Regions from separate parts of the Mus musculus genome. Here region 2 is linked to region 1. Evidence: chromatin loops called from intact Hi-C (ENCODE). Cell type or tissue: left cerebral cortex. All regions are shown on one strand.

Region 1 (5,000 bases):
CCACTGCTGGCTAAATGGCCTGTCCAAGATTAAAATCTAGGCCTAATAATTCCAGTCTAGTGCACACTATTCCACACCAGCGTGCTTCCTCTTCATAATGAAAACTGTTGGGGAGGGTAGGGAGGGTTACTCATTGTTTCCTCTCTGCAAACCACCAAGGAATCTTCTAGAAAGAGCTGGAGAAGCTCTTTAGACATTTTGGAAGAAACAACACTCATCAAAATTTTCAGGACTTCCTGCCTCAGGTAGTACTTTTTACTTTTTTTAGGTGGGGTGAGTATATTTCTTATGTCCAAAGAATCTATACATAAACAATACACAAGACAAATACTTGAGATAATATTAATTCCTTTTAGAAACAAGCAAGTATTCCTCAATGGTGGAAATAATAACAATATTTCACTTACTCGATCTTTTTCAAGTGTGTGACACTTCACGCGTCTTTTGCTTTTTCATTCAATTATCACAAACTAGCTCTTCCACTTGGGTTCCCTGGAACTCACAGAGATCCGATCGCCTGCTTCTACCTCCAGTCCCGGGATTCAAGGCTTCAATATATTTTGGAGTTGTTTATTAGGCAATGATGCTAATTGAATAACACAGTATTTACTGCCTGACAAAGAAATGAGACTCACACAACACTTCATAATGTTATATGCATTCAACAGTCGATTGAGCAGGGTTTGTTATGTGTTGAGTGTCTGGGGTAACAATCACACCCATTTTGCAGCTGAGGAACAGAGGCATGAGAGAGATTAAGCTACTTGTCACAGGCATCTCGTCTGGTCACTGGCAGAACACATTGAAACTCAGCTCTGCATACACCCTAGCACTCCAGTCTCCCTCTGTATATACAGTTCTATTCTAAATACACAGCGGCCTGTTTTACAATAGGATCATCAGTATTTGGAACATTTTGACTTAATAGGACCCATTGTGCAGTTTTCAGCACTTCCTTCATAGGCAGAAACCCACATATCACCTTAGAAAAACTTCTTTCTCAAAAGAAAAAAGAAAAGAAAGAAAAAGCTTTGCCAGGCATGGTGGCACACACCTTTAATCCTAGCACTCAGGAGGCAGAGGCAGACGGATTTCTGAGTTCGAAGCCAGCCTGGTCTACAGAGTGAGTTCCAGGACAACCTGGGCTGCAGAGAAACCCTGTCTCTCACCCCCCCCCCAAAAAAAAAGTAAGAAAGAAAGAAAAGAAAAGCTTTTTCTCACCCTCCTAATTCAGGTAGATGCCAGCGCCCTTACCCTCCTCAGTCTGTACTTCCCAATCTACCACAGTATTATATAAGCTGAAATTCTTTTATTAATCTGTCGTAGATCTATCCTATTGCACTCTCTGACTTAAATATACACCCAGTGAAAGCAAGAACCTTGTTTGTTCTCTTCATTGTCATGTCTCTAGTACCCGAGTCAATGATCAAAACATGGCTGATGATCGAAAATCAATACTGAACTGAGGTGACTCATTGAATTTCCACTCAGTCTCAATGCCCACCAATGAATGTAAAGATAAAGAGCTCTAAAAACAAACAGCTGGGCAGTGATGGCGCACGCCTTTAATCCCAGCACTCGGGAGGCAGAGGCAGGAGGATTTCTGAGTTCCAGGCCAGCCTGGTCTACAGAGTGAGTTCCAGGACAGCCAGGGCTATAGAGAAACCCTGTCTCAAAAAACCAACCAAACAAACAAACAAATAGGGGCTGGGACCAGAAAAGAACCTGCTGCTCTTCAGTGGACTCAAGTTCAGTTCCCATGTTAGAGGCAGATCACAACTGCCTGCACCTCCACCTCCAGGGGGACTGACACCCTTTTCTGGCCTCCTTGGGCCACACATTTACCTAAACACACACACGCGCACACACACAGGGCTCCTCTAGCCTAAATGGTGAACTCAAATTCAATGAGGCTGTTTCATAAGGTGGAGAACAAGCAGAAGAGGAAAACACCCAATATCCTCTTATGGCCTAGTCATGTGTACCAGAAAACAGGCGGGCAGACACCACACTGAAGCACACACACACCACCAGCATCAGAAAAATCCCATACAGTAAAGGTCATAACACAAACCATCCAAAGCAGGGCTGGAATCCATTTATAACTCAACCAGTTAGTCAATTCAGCTGCCAAAACAAACAAACAAAAAACCCAACTGATGAGAAGGTGTTCAAGTTTAGAAATAGGGCTGGTAATACACGGAGTTGGGGGTCCTTACTTCCTAACCTTCATTGATAACCACTGATCCATCGCTCTAAAGAAATCAGTTTCTTCCAACACACTAGCTGAGCCACACCAAAACCAACTGTTGGTGACCTAGCAAAAGGTCTACCTTTCATTTGCTCTTTTTTCTGCATCTCTTGGGGGAATAGGGAACCGGGTCTTGGGGGTACGGGGGAACGTGGTGAGGAATCTTCAGACTCAAGCGACCACTACAGGTCACCAGCGACCCTTTTTCTTCTGGCGGAAAGGTGACGGTTCCTGAGGGCTTCCCAAGCGACCTATTTCTTCTGGCGGGAAGGTGACGGTTCCTGGAGGCGTCCCAAGCGCCTAACATGACACATGAATGGACTCTTAAACAACCTAGTCCTAATTTAAGGGCCATATCTTCTCAATCCCAAGAATTAAGAGCGCCCTCAAGTACAACTTCCTTCTCTTAAACCCTCTCCCGGACCTGGTACTCCTGACCCCGAGAAATCCACAAAAGCAGTTGGGGAAGATAAAAAGGAATCTAAAGTGGCCTAAGATACAGTGAGAAAATAAAGTGTTAAGAAGGCCCGGGGTCCGTAAAGATTACGGTAAGAATGAGGTCTGACCCTTTCCAAGCCCAGTGCGTCCGTCTGAAGAAGTGATGAGGAGCAGGAAACTGAAGCTCAGCAAACAGGTGGCCCCGAAACGAAGCGACATCTCCACGGTGGTAGTTGCACAGAGCCACCGGATTGAGGGAACAGGATTTCCAGCAGAAGCTCCGCTCTGCCCCCTTATCGCCGTTCAGCCCAACCCCTCGGATTCCCAGATTTTTTTTTTTTTTTTTTTTTCCTAGCCAAACACTGAAGGAAGTGATGTTAGACGGATGTGGGCGGTGCCTCGAGGGTCCGCTTTGGAATGGAGTAAGTTTAAAGGTGCAGATCACGTAGAAGGATGTGGGAGTACATCTCGAGTTTGCTTTCCCTAAGTCCTTGATATCCAGGCTTAAAGAAACAGCCGGATGAGGTGGCCCGAATTGGTGAGGGCTGGGGAAAGGTTCAGGAAAACCGTTGTTAATTACGTCTGACCTCTAGCCTAGCCCCTCCCTCCAATGGACCACTACACTAAATATTCAAAATGCAAATTATTATCTTTGAGATCAGCCTATCACAACAGAGGGCTTGGAATTTCCCGCCCCCTCGCACAAGTTAAAAATACTGGACAACAGCATTTCATTGTTAGATTTCTGTTTGGGATTCCAAAGAGACTCGGTAAGCCCGTTTCGCTGTGCACGCGTCTGTGTCTTGCAGGCAAGCACTTTGGAGAAGCGCTGGACCCTTCCCCCCACCCCCACTCGCATTCGCAGGACTTCCACTCAGGCATGATGCAACCAACTGACATAAGGTCCAAGAAAACCATGCTTGGGGCCTTTTATTGCACAACTGAAGAGGTAGTCCGAGGGAACTGGGACATAAGTCATCTCAAGCACGTAAAGTGTAAAGCTTCTTTCCGTTAAGTCTGTTGCTTTTTGTATTGGGTCGAGTTACTACCTAACAAGTCAACTGCCGACTTTCCCTCCTGATGAGAGTCCATTAGAGCTCAATGCTTAGTGAAGGACATCCAAGGTGTACAACCCGAACTAGACCCCACACCACCCTTCTGTTAAATCCAAGACAAAAGGTAAGCGCAGACACAATGGGACGCCAAGGGGACCGCCGCCTCCTCCAGGAAGCAGCCCGGCCGCCAATCAGAATAGTGAGGTGCGCGAGGCATGCTGGGCTTTGTAGTCGGGAGGCAGGCGCGCAGTTGCCGTACCCACCCCCACCCCGCCTCCCTCCCGCGGTCGAGGCGGGGCCGTGCGTCACGTGGGCCTCTCCCGCCGCCGCCGCCGCTGCCGCCGCGGTCTTTCTCTGTCTCAGCTGAGGCAGCCATCTTGCTCTTGCCGCGTGCTGGTGTTGGAGGACCCTCCCCGCTGCAGGTGAGACCCCCGGCGGGCCCGCCACCCCACGGCCTCCGGCCGCTGCGCACGGTCTCCCCCCGCCCTCCCCTCTCGACACCCGCCGTCCGCTCCGGCTGCCACTTCCGCCGTGGCGCGGCGAGTGGGGGCGGAGGCGGCCGGCCGGGCCTGTCGGTTACGGGCGGCGCAGCTGGGGGTCGGCACCTGAGGGAAGGTCCCCAGCACCACCGCCCGCTGTGGAGGAGCCGGGCCCGGGCTCTGGCCGCTCAGGTCCAGACCCAGGAGGGTAGAACCCTCCTCGTCCATCACTCATTATTCACAACAACAGTGTCAGACGCTTTGAGCAGCAGATCTGTTGTCATCTCTTTTGCTCCTCCCAAACTGAGGTTAGCACCCGGCCACCAAGCTCTTGGGGCCGAACTAGGTTGCAGCGCTCTTCACTTTGTAATAGAAGTGCTTGTTTACAAGTCTCTCTTAATTTTGAGACAGTTACCTATCCTTATAACCTCTTCACACTGCCTGATGATTGATCGCCAGGCACAGTGTTACACAGCTGGTGAATGGCGGTTTCAACTTCCGTTCCCACGTTCTTTCATTATACCTAATTAGTGGCCCTCTGGAAGAATGGTAACAATAGTTACCAACTACTGAGTGTCTTACCTGAACTTGATAATCTATGCTTTAGCCTTCAACTCAGTAAAGTATGCGATGGTATACTTTTTTTAATGCGGGAGAAACAAACACAAGTACAAAGAACCTAAATACCTTTCCAAAGCCCTAAGTGGTAAAACCTCACATAAAAAGTCAGGGCTGAAAATTCAAATTATTTTTATCTTTGTAAACATGATTAAAGTA
Region 2 (5,000 bases), 260 kb after region 1:
TCATTTTTGGAAACTAAAAAAACTTTCATACAAATTCTTGGATGTATGCCCACTCTATGACTCGGTAATTCGTATACCTATCAGAAAAGACATGAACCAAAGTGTTCCCATTAGTAGTATAGAACAACAAAATTAATCAAACTATTAAAAAACTTGCACTGTTGTAGCTTGGAATTGTATTTTCCCAAAGGTCACCTGATAAAAGCCAGGGCTGCCATGTGATAGGCTTTTGGGAACTGATTGGCTCACAGAGTATCTGACCTCTTCAATGGATTAAAGGTTCACAAATTGATGGGCTACTTGGGAGATGATAGAAATTTTGAAATCTCTTAAAATCAAGGAAACAGGCGTTAGAGAGATGGCCCAATGGTAAGAGTACCTGTTGCCCTTGTAGAGAACCTGAGCACCCACACAGCAGCTTAAAACCAACTTTAACTACAGTTCCAAGGAATAGGACACCTCCTTCTGGCCTCTGGAGACACCAGGCACATACTTCATATATAGCCACATACATGACTTAGGTAAAAGGAGTAGATCCTTAGGGACAAGCCTTTGGGGTGCCCTTATCTTGTCCTAACATGACCCTAGACAGAAATATCTGAAATTGTAAGCCAAAGTAAATCTATCTTCCTTGTTTTTTTTTTCAAGTACTGTGTCATAGCAACAGAAAGTTGGCAAACACATGCACACAAAATGTAGGATTCCTCACAAAATGAAAAGATGACAAGTTAGATGCCTACAGTACAAAAGGCCTGCTACCTGCTGTCCTTAGGACTTCTTTCCAGAAATCCTAATTATTCATCAACTTTCCACTGAGGAATGACACTCATATAAAAGCATGTTGAAATGCTAATACACAGCTCAATCAACTACTCTTCCACACACCCCCAACCCCCCCCCTCCATCAGCAAAATGATTTTGATTATCAGCAAAAATGGTGAATGGACTGGGGAGCCAGGAGGATTGGTTTGGCAAAGAGAAGAGTTTGACTTCTAGCGATATCCATGGAAGGACACCACAAGTCTGAACCCAGTACAGGAACCATACCCAATGCAAAAACATAAAAGGAACCTTAATAAAAGTTAAGCCCAAACTCTTGACACATGTACCTCATTTAAATCTTTAAAGTAACCCCAGAACAATGTAAATTCATAGAAGATGCTCAATAATAAATATTTGCTAATGAAAGGGAGATGTTATCTTTGTACAAGTTAAGTCTGAACAGTCAGATACCAATAAGCTACCTTACCTTATGTATCATCGTATCACCTGTGAAAATAGTATTTACTTCTGGCAGCTTATTATATACAGTAATATATACAGCTTCCCAATCAGAGTGGCAGGTCCACCGGACCCATTTCCTAATCCACAAAATGGAAAAATAGTATCTCTTTTTATTCAACCAATATTATTTGAGGCCTGTGTGCTAAGCACTGTTCTAAGATAATCAGACTAAGAGAAAATACGGTATGATAAACCAATGCCCATCCTACTGTAGCCAACTATTGAAACAATGGATTCCAAGAAGTTTGACTTGTCCCCAGAACTTCATCCTGAAGCCAGAGGAACAACTTGTCTATAGGAAGGATTAGCAACAACAGTCTGGAGGAGCCTCTCAGGAGAGGGGGCTGAGATGTGTGTCTATAAGTGTTCCAGGACAAACGGGGCTACAGAGAGAAACTCTGTTTTGAACCCCCCTCCCGCACCTTCCCCAATCTAATTCTGAAAAAACAGGGTGTGGTGGTGCATGCCATTAATTCTAGGGCCTGAGGCAGAGGCAGTCTCTAAATTCGAGACCAGCCTGGTTCTGAGCAAGCTACAGGACAGCCGGCTCTACACAGAAAAATGTCTAAAAACCATTACAGTAGAAAATAATTACGATTATTCGACTTCTATGGAAAACTAAAAAGACCTCGTGACAGGAATCTCACAGCTCAAAGCTTAGAACTCCCAATTTCTCCAATTGTTAAGAGAAGGCTAGACCCAAGAAAGTAGAATACGAGCCATTAGATGTTTTCTCCAGTGATTGGAGATGAAAGCTCACTTAAGGGCAAGCCATGTGGAGAGGAGACGCCAAAGTCCCAGAAAGTGACTTAGAGAAAGTCTGTCTCTGGGCGGAATCACCAGTAAAGCGGAGAGCAACACCAGCTCCGCGGTTCCAGAGGAAAGGTTGCGAGTGCTTTTCAGAAGCAGTGCACGCGGAGAGCCAAAGCCTTAGGCTCCCCACCGAGGGCCGGCGCCACCCGCTTCTCCGAGGTCTCCTTCAGTGCAGGAAGTGTTCCTGGAGCTCCGGGGAGGCGAGAAGGTTTACAGGCTTGCGAGCGGTGCCGGCACCGACGGCCCTAGGTGCACGTGTATGCAGTCCGTGGACAACGACCCGCACTCACCTCGCCGACGCTTTGCAGTCCAGGCACTGGAGTAGCTGGGGGACGCTCGCTCGTCCAGGTCTGGCTCCTCCGGGAGACCACGGCTACAACACGTAGTCCCAGCTCTCAGCTGACTAAGAACTGAAGGCACAGGAGAAAACTTTTCGCGCCACTAACCGAAACCCCGCCCACAGTGTGATTCTGATTGGCGTTTCGGACACTCGCCACGCCCTCCCGGGGGTTCATGACGTACTTCCGCCAATTTGCTTGGGCCCTCTCTGGTGCGGGGTGTGCGTATTCCGGCGAAAGAGTTCTACGCCACAGCTTCCGGTACGAAGCTGGTGGCTTTCCGCGGTCGCAAGGGATTCCTTAATGTTTCCCTAGCCTCCGGTAGTCCTTTTTTTTTTTTCCCTTCTTTTAAATAAATACTGAATGTGACGTATTAAGCAAGCCGACGGAAATAGAATTGAAAGAGTTCTAAAATGGCGAACCGTACAGTGAAGGATGCCCACAGCATCCATGGCACCAACCCTCAGTATCTGGTGGAGAAGATCATCCGGACGCGAATCTATGAATCAAAGTACTGGAAAGAAGAGTGTTTTGGACTTACAGGTGAGCGACAGCGCGCAGCCCGCGTCTCGGCTTACGGGTGGTTTCTTCTGTCTGAGTGAGGAAGGACGGACCCTTTGGGGGTGATACTGGAAGAGTATGTCAACTATTCATATAAACTGCTCTGTGCCTGGACTTGTACTAGACGGGACACAGACAAATCTGACACGATCTTTTTCTCTTTTCTCTTTTTTCTTTTCCGTTTTCCGAGACAGGGTTTCTCTGTAATAGCCCTGGCTGTCCTGGAGAACTGCTGGCTTCGAACTGCCTCTGTCTCCCGAGTGCTGGAATTCAAGGAATACACCAGCACCGCAGGGCTCACCGGTCTTTCCTTCTTTCTTTCTTTCTTTCTTTCTTTCTTTCTTTGGGGGGGGGGGGGGGTGGGCTCCGAGACAGGGTTTCTCTGTAGCCCTGGCTGTCCTATGTCCTGGAACTCACTTTGTAGACCAGGCTGTCCTCGAACTCGAACTCAGAAATCCGCCTGCCTCTGCCTCTGCCTCCCAAGTGCTGGGATTAAAGGCGTGCGCCACCACGTCCTGCTTGACCGGTCTTTCTTTTTTTTGTTTTGTTTTTCGAGACAGGGTTTCTCTATAGCCCTTGCTGTCCTGGAACTCACTTTGTAGACCAGGCTGGCCTCGAACTCAGAAATCCACCTGCCTCTGCCTTCGAGTGCTGGGATTAAAGGTGTGCGCCACTACACCCGGCTTGACCGGTCTTTCTTGATGCTGAAGGATTTCTTTAGTTTTTTTTTTTTTTTTTTGAGCCATTCCATTTTTTTAAATTAATTAATTTATTTGTTTATTTATTTATTGATAGTCTGCTGGGTCCTAGATTGTTTATCTCAGGGACCAGATAAGGGTTCCTTTAATGCAGCTTGAAGATGTTCAAGGAACTTCACCATTCCTATAATAAAATTCTTGCTGTTCTTAAATGGGTCAGTAGTTTCATTTTTGACCTGCTTCCCCTAGTCCTTTAGGTTTCTGTTTTGTTTTGGGGTTTTTTTGTTGTTGTTTTTTTCCCCTGAGACAGGGGGCCTTGGATGGCCTGGAACTCTCTTGAACACACAGAGATTCATCTGCCTTCCCCTTCTGGTCCCTAGGATTAAAGGCATGAGCCACCTCGCTGGCTCCTAAGTTTTTTAGAGTGGCTCTCTGTCAGCTGTCGTAGCTTTGTTCAGCTTCACCTGGTGTGACTCTGGCTGTGGTTCTTGAGCATGTAAAATCACTTAAGCTCTTTTTTGTTCTCATTATCCTTAGCTGGAAGCCAGGACAATGATTATTTGTTTTTTTGTTTTGTTTTAGACAGGGTTTCTCTGTGTAGTCCTGGCCCTGGCTGTCCAGGAACTCACTCTGTAGACCAGGCTGGCCCTGAACTCACAGAGATGTGCCTGCCTCTGTCTCCCGAGTTCCGGCATTAAAGTTGTACACCACCCCAGACCAGCATCTGGTAGTAATAAGAGGACTTTTCCCTCATAATTTGTTGTATAAAGATTGAGGACTCATGAGTCCCACCCTTCCTTGATGGACTAAACAATTAATGGAGACTGGGACGAGGGGTCTGTCTCTCTCTGTAGTGCTGTAGTTCCAGGCATATGTAGCCCTGGCTGTTCTAAAACTCACTCTGCAGACTAGGCTGCCTCAGACCCAGAGATCTGCTTACCTCTGCCTCCTGAGTGCTGGGACTGAGCAATCATCACCATGCTCAGGGTTTTTTGTTTTTTTCCTTTTTAAGGCTGTTATTAATAAGCTCTTGTTCTCTTAATATTAAATTCTTATTGACTATTTAGGAACTCTAAACCTTTAGCTATTTAACCTTCCAACCAAGAAAAACTAAGGCCAAGAAAAACTAAAGCCTTTAATATGTCTAAGATGTATGTCACTTTGTTTTTGGCTGTTTCAGCTGAACTTGTAGTGGACAAAGCCATGGAGTTAAAGTTCGTTGGTGGTGTGTATGGTGGAAACATAAAGCCAACTCCTTTTTTGTGTTTAACCTTGAAAATGCTTCAGATTCAACCTGAGAAGGATA

The links. Peaks named below come from ENCODE experiments on the same cell type or tissue, not always from the same donor. Only the 100,000 strongest peaks of a DNase experiment are listed, where the experiment ranks them.
Region 2: it touches region 1 in a loop (4-fold over the local background); 1 of 42 quality-filtered maps calls a loop at or near these places.

What each region holds. Positions count from the first base shown.
Region 1 is chr4:108,832,674-108,837,673 of GRCm38, reverse strand. Btf3l4 (basic transcription factor 3-like 4) reads left to right here and starts at 4,034. Exons shown (of 6, transcript NM_027453.3): 1 at 4,034-4,166. Txndc12 (thioredoxin domain containing 12 (endoplasmic reticulum)) reads right to left here and starts at 2,996. Exons shown (of 7, transcript NM_025334.3): 1 at 2,818-2,996. The coding sequence starts at 2,908. In left cerebral cortex, a CTCF peak has its summit at 2,951; DNase peaks (open chromatin) are centred at 3,122, 3,323, 3,977 and 4,460; H3K4me3 peaks cover 3,272 bases; H3K27ac peaks cover 2,892 bases.
Region 2 is chr4:108,576,963-108,581,962 of GRCm38, reverse strand. It overlaps Prpf38a (PRP38 pre-mRNA processing factor 38 (yeast) domain containing A), which reads left to right and starts at 2,627. Exons shown (of 10, transcript NM_172697.3): 1 at 2,627-2,978; 2 at 4,875-5,000. The coding sequence starts at 2,849. It overlaps Orc1 (origin recognition complex, subunit 1), which reads right to left and starts at 2,509. Exons shown (of 17, transcript NM_011015.2): 1 at 2,388-2,509. In left cerebral cortex, no CTCF peak of the experiment used is centred here; a DNase peak (open chromatin) is centred at 2,640; H3K4me3 peaks cover 1,803 bases; H3K27ac peaks cover 567 bases.